Regions from separate parts of the Homo sapiens genome. Here region 2 is linked to region 1. Evidence: read pairs that join two places in POLR2A ChIA-PET (ENCODE). Cell type or tissue: K562. All regions are shown on one strand. Each heading gives the region's core, and the rest is flanking DNA. Links, peaks and the distances in the headings are about the cores only. Region 1 overlaps TTC39A (tetratricopeptide repeat domain 39A). Region 2 has its middle 17 kb from the start of CC2D1B.

Region 1 (2,808 bases), core at 67-2,566:
AGCCTAAGGTTGCTGTGGCTTCATCTTGTTTGCCAGCCTGACTTCAGTTCTCTCTTCACGCTTGGCTGGAGGGGGTTTCTGTTACTTCTGTGGGAGTTCAGGAATGTACTGAATTATTTTATTTATTTATTTATTGAGGAGAGGGTGTCTCTCTGTTGCCCGGGCTGGAGACCAGTAGTGCGATCTCAGCTCACAGCAACCTCCTCCTCCCAGGTTCAAGCTATTCTCCTGCCTCAGCCTCCCAAGCAGCTGGGATGACAGGTGCCCACCACCATGCCCGACTAATTTTTTTGTATTTTCAGTAGAGATGAGGTTTCACCATGTTGGCTAGGCTGGTATCAAACTCCTCAGGTGTTTGACCTCAGGTGATCCACCCGCCTCAGCCTCCCAAAGTGCTGGGATCACAGGCGTGAGCCACTGCACCTGGCCAGGAATGTACTTTAAAGGATGTTTGTTGTAACTCATCCCCACCTCTAGGTAGTTTCTTTGAGAGAGAATGTTGGAAGCATTATTTCCCCTAACCTGTCTCTCCCATAATTGCCAAAGATACATCTTTAAAACCCACATCTGTCTGGGCATGGTGGCTCATGCCTGTAATCCCAGCATTTTTGGAGGCTGAGGCGGGCGGATCACCTGAGGTCAGGAGTTCGAGACCAGCCTGACCAACATGGAGAAACCCCGCCTCTACTAAAAATACAATATTAACTGGGCGTGGTGGCATATGCCTGTAATCCCAACTACTACGGAGGATGAGGCAAGAGAATCGCTTGAACATGGGAGGCAGAGGTTGTGGTGAGCAGAGATCGCACCATTACATTCCAGCTTGGGCAACAAGAGCAAAATTCCATCTCAAAAAAAAAAAAAAAACCACAAATGTCACTTCTGGACTTAAAATCTTTCCCTGGCTTCCCATTGCTCTTAGGGTAAAGGCCAAGTTCCTTTCCATGGCCTAAAAGGCCCCACCTGATGTGGTCCCTGCCCCTCTCTTCAGAGGCTGGGATGGTGTCTGTCTCTGCCCAGGGCATAGCCTAGTGACTGGTGTTCAAGCCATTCATCTCTGTTGGATGAATCAATGAGGCAGCAGTGAGCATCTACTGCCTGGGTGTTTAACTGGCATTCTCTCTGACTGCTCTCAAAATGCCCTGTGAAATGGGATTATTACCCCCCCACACCTATTGCAGATGGGGAAACTGAGGCACAGAGGACGGGTAACTTGGCTAAGGTCACACATCCAAGCTAAGGTCACACATCCAAGCATGCATTCTAACCCAAGTTTCTGCCTGAGCCAGTACCCATCAGCTCAGCCCCAGAAAGTCAAGCCCATTGTTGTGGTTTATGCCAACCTCTAAACAATTTCTGAGCCAAGAGCCTGCCTCCCATTTCTGCACACACCCCTCACCACCTCCATCCCCCACCGAGGAAAAGGTCCTGTCTACTTGGTCTACCTGGAGAGAAAGATCCAGGCCGGATGGACAGTCAGTGCAGACAGGCACAGTCCTTCCCTCGGCAGCCCCGGCACCTCTTCTGCTTAACTGGGATGAGGCTGTCTGCGGTAACCTCCCCCAGACTGGGGGCGAGCTGAGCCCTGGGCTGATTTCCTCCCTCCTTCCCTCCCACAAGCACCCGCGAATCTCGTGCTCTAGGCTATGCGTGGGACTGGGCTCTGGGGACACAGAGTGGACACAGACCTAGGCCTGCCTCTTCAGGAGCTCACAGCCTACAGGTGACAGATGCAGACAGGGCAGTGACCGCTACAGTGCTCAGGGCTGTGATCATGGGAATCACTGGGGGCCAAAGGGGCCCAGAAGACACCTCTAACTCAGCCTGGGGCACTGAGGAGGCTGGGCGGAAGGAGGATGGCATCATGGAAGGAGGATGGCATCAAGGAAAATGCCATCAAACTGAGAACAAGATGGAGAAAGAAGTCTAAGAAGGGGAAACAGCACACACACAGGGCTGGAGGCATGACACCACAGTTAGGAGGTACAAGCGTTCTGGAAGGGCTTGGAAGACAGAGGCTCTGCAAGGCCAGCTAAATGGAGGGGTGAGGCTGCGGTGGCTAGAGAGCTCAGGAAGGCTGGAGACATCCGCCCCATTTGACTTAATAATAGCATTAACAACCAACCACCCATCGCCACAAAGAGATTACCACTTCAACTTATTTAAATTGATGACTGCATTATTTCACTCAGTCCTGCCAGCAGGCACCCTTATCTGTCTTTGATAGATATGGCAGGGACAGGCAGTGAAGACAGGAACGCAGTCAGGCTCCTCTCAGGAGCCTGGGAGAAGACAAAAATGCATTCTGTGGAAGCAACAGCGCCAAACCTTTCCCCTCACCTGGCTGAGACTGAGGCCCCCATTTCTCCACAGGCTGCCCCTGCGTCTCCAAGACCTTTCTTTTCCAAGGACACCTTGCCTGGCCCAGGTGACATCTATTCCTGCGGTGATGGTGGCCTCTCCACTGTGTGTTGGGGAACAGAGGAGAGGGACGCGGAGAAGAGGTGCTGGGCTGGATGGAGCAGAGCTGGTGACCAATGCCAGGAGCTCTGGCACAGTGGTGGCGGCTCTCTCATTCAGATCCCACCCACACTTGAGGCCCAAACGAGAAGGGAGCTAGAGGGTGGGAGGGGGTGTCAGGTAGCCTGGAGCCGCCCCCACTCTCCCCTTCCCTCCCACTTCTCTACTAGAGTTGGCTTGGACTGCTGCTTCTGTGCCTCATGGGCAGATCTGGGTAGAGCTGGGAGACCCTCAGTTCCCACTGAGAACAGAAAATCCTCCTACCTCCATCCCAGTCAGGATGAGGTG
Region 2 (2,808 bases), core at 252-2,751, 1.0 Mb after region 1:
CTCTGCCTCCCAACTCCTGATCTCAAGTGATCCGCCATCCTCTGCCTCCCAAACTGCTAGGATTACAGGTGTGAGCCACCGCACTCAGCCTCATTGATATTTTTGGTGAATGTAGCCACCCCCAACCCCACCCTGTTTTTTTTTTTTTAACAGAAAACAACTCAGTTTGATATTTCCTCATATTTAGAATCAGTTTATGTGTTTTTGCCCATAATGACTTGATATCCATCTGCCCCCTCATTGATAGTGGTAAATTTTGATCACTTGGTCAAGGTGTCCAACTTCTCTGTATATCCCCCTACCTGGAACTTATAACCAGTATATGTAGACTTTCAGACCATGCAAATCTCTTGCCTATGAAAGTGTCCCGTTAAATTAGCATGCATTGATGTTTCTTACCTGCACTGATCTTTTACTATGTTTGCAAAATGATTTTCCAATTCTAGCGCATTCTCCAGCTTTACAGGTTGCACTTGGTAATCTACTATAAGCAGAAGCCCTTCCTTCCCAATTTATTCATTTAATTTTCATTATACACTCATGGACTGTTGTTTTGCTTTGTTTTGTTTTGAAACAGTGTCTCACTCTGTCACCCATGCTGGAGTGCAGTGGCACAATCTTAGCTCACTGCAGCCTCAAACTTCTGGGCTCAAGCAAACCCCCCACCTTGGCCTCCCAAAGTGCTGGGATTACAGGCATGAGCCACCAAGCCTGGCCTTTTTCAGTGGTTCCAATTCATTATTTTGGTGCACAAATGGTCTCAGCTTTAGCTAGACAAGAGACCCTTCAAGCTGGCTCCTACATCCTGGTGATATGCTATTTTTTTTTTTTTTTTTTTTGAGTACTTCTTTTTTATTTCTATCCTAACAAGATGCTTCAGGCTTATCTTGTGCTTATCCTGCCCTAGCCCTGGAATCAGCTATTTCTGCAAGGAGCCCTGGCTTCTTTTAATGGGAGTGGTATTAGAAACCAAAATCTGGTTTATCCATGATATGTGTGATGCACTCTGACCTTTTTCTGTTTCATTAAAAATTTATTTTGATCTTAGACCAAATGGATTCCACAATGCACATTTTGAAAATACTGCTTTAGGGCAATGTACTCCATTGTCACTGGCATCTTCTGAAAGCCAAGGCTAAACTAGTTTTTCTGCAGTATTAGTACAGCTCCAAGAATTCCCTGGAAGCTAGCGCAGGCCTGTGGGACAGCGACAGGCTGCTCCCCAGTGGCTAGTGCTGGGTTTAGCACGAGGCAACAGCAGGCTGTGGAGCTGTGTTTGCGGCAGCAGCTGTTTTCCAGAGGCCTAAAGGCCTGGCCTGGGAAACATCTGGGTAGGTTCATCCTGCTCTCTGAGGTGGGAGCTTATAGTCGACATCTGCCTCTCCAAAGGTTTTACCGACGGTGGTTGCACAGAACTCTTACTGTGACCTTTCCCACAGGCTCAGAGGTACTCAGAGCTTCTAAGGGGAAGCTTGGCCCACAGAGCAGCAGCTTGTCAGGACCGAGCCCTGGTAACCACTACCTCCAAACCTGACAAGAACAGGAAGCACTTGTTAACAGGGGCAGCTTATTTTTGGTCTAATAGCCAGCTTTGTCTGAACATACCTCAAAAGTCTGGAACTTCTACAGGGACTGGTCCTGTTTTCCTGTGGTTTATCTTCCTGCTTGCCATTGTACTTATTTATTCTGGTTCAGTGCAAGCTTTTAAATTCTCCCACTAAGGACAAACTCTGGCCCTCAGATCCTTTCTCAGCTGCATCAAATGTCCTCTGTGTTTAGTAAAATCATTTGTGGAATTGGGCATAAAATAGCCAATGATAGTTAATTGTTTTCCTTGTTTATCCTTGCTTTTATACAATGTATATTGTAAGAATTATATAAAGCAAGGGGCTGAACCACATTTCGAAATAGGCAAATCTTCTGGATTGTAAACTTAAAGATTGAGATACAGCGATCCTTCTATACTTAAGAGGAATAGAATTGCCATTCTGGTAATTTATTAAATTTTTTAAAATTATTAAATGCTTATCAAATGCTAGGCAATGTATTTTTATCAACATCTTCTGAGGAACTACTGGACTCTAGGGCTACAGATTTGAAATTATGCCTCTGTAAATTCCCACGTCTTGTCTTCCCCCAGCCACAGTGGTTCCTGAGCACTGGTGGGCCCAAGATTTTCAGTTAAGTTTACCTCTAGATAACTGGTCACCTGGGAAATAATTTATGCATTTAACACATTTCAAACAACAATCAACCTGCTGAACATTGTTTCTGGAATTAGCAAGTTTGTAATGATGTTTCTATTTTTTTTTTTTTTGAGGTCGGAGTTTTGCTCTTGTTGCCCAGACTGGAGTGCAATGGCACTATCTCGGCTCACTGCAACCACCGCCTCCCGGGTTCAAGTGATTCTCCTGCCTCAGCCTGCGCAGTATCTGGGATTACAGTCATGCACCACCACGCCCAGCTAATTTTGTATTTTTAAAAGAGATGGGGTTTCACATTGGTCAAGTTGGTCTCGAACTCCTGACCTCAGGTGATCTGCCCACCTTGGCCTCCCAAAGTGCTGGGATTACAGGCATGAGCCACCGTGCCTGGCCGGTTTCTATTTTTATAATGCAAAAATAATAATCATGGCAATGGGAATTCAGGGATTGTATGTAGTCAGAAGGGCTAAGAAGTAGGGAGAAATGATGCCATTTTAGAGCCTGGGCAGCTGAGGCAGAGAAGAAACGAATCCATCTGTGGAGCTGACCCAGGTGCAAGCTCCCAGGATCTGCCAGTCTCAGTCGCATGGTTTCATCCTGAAAG

Evidence for each region. Peaks named below come from ENCODE experiments on the same cell type or tissue, not always from the same donor. Only the 100,000 strongest peaks of a DNase experiment are listed, where the experiment ranks them.
Region 2: POLR2A ChIA-PET joins it to region 1 with 5 read pairs; 1 of 35 experiments calls an interaction of 5 or more read pairs at or near these places.

Annotation. Positions count from the first base shown.
Region 1 is chr1:51,324,404-51,327,211 of GRCh38, forward strand. The region is part of intron 1 of TTC39A (tetratricopeptide repeat domain 39A); the gene reads right to left. Among named protein-coding and RNA genes, the nearest start is that of TTC39A-AS1, 3.8 kb to the right of the region's middle. In K562, for the core only: no CTCF peak of the experiment used is centred there; DNase peaks (open chromatin) are centred at 1,588, 1,983 and 2,238.
Region 2 is chr1:52,347,618-52,350,425 of GRCh38, forward strand. No RefSeq gene overlaps it. Among named protein-coding and RNA genes, the nearest start is that of CC2D1B, 17 kb to the right of the region's middle. RefSeq lists an enhancer at 2,585-2,808. In K562, for the core only: a CTCF peak has its summit at 1,220 (motif pointing left); a DNase peak (open chromatin) is centred at 1,247.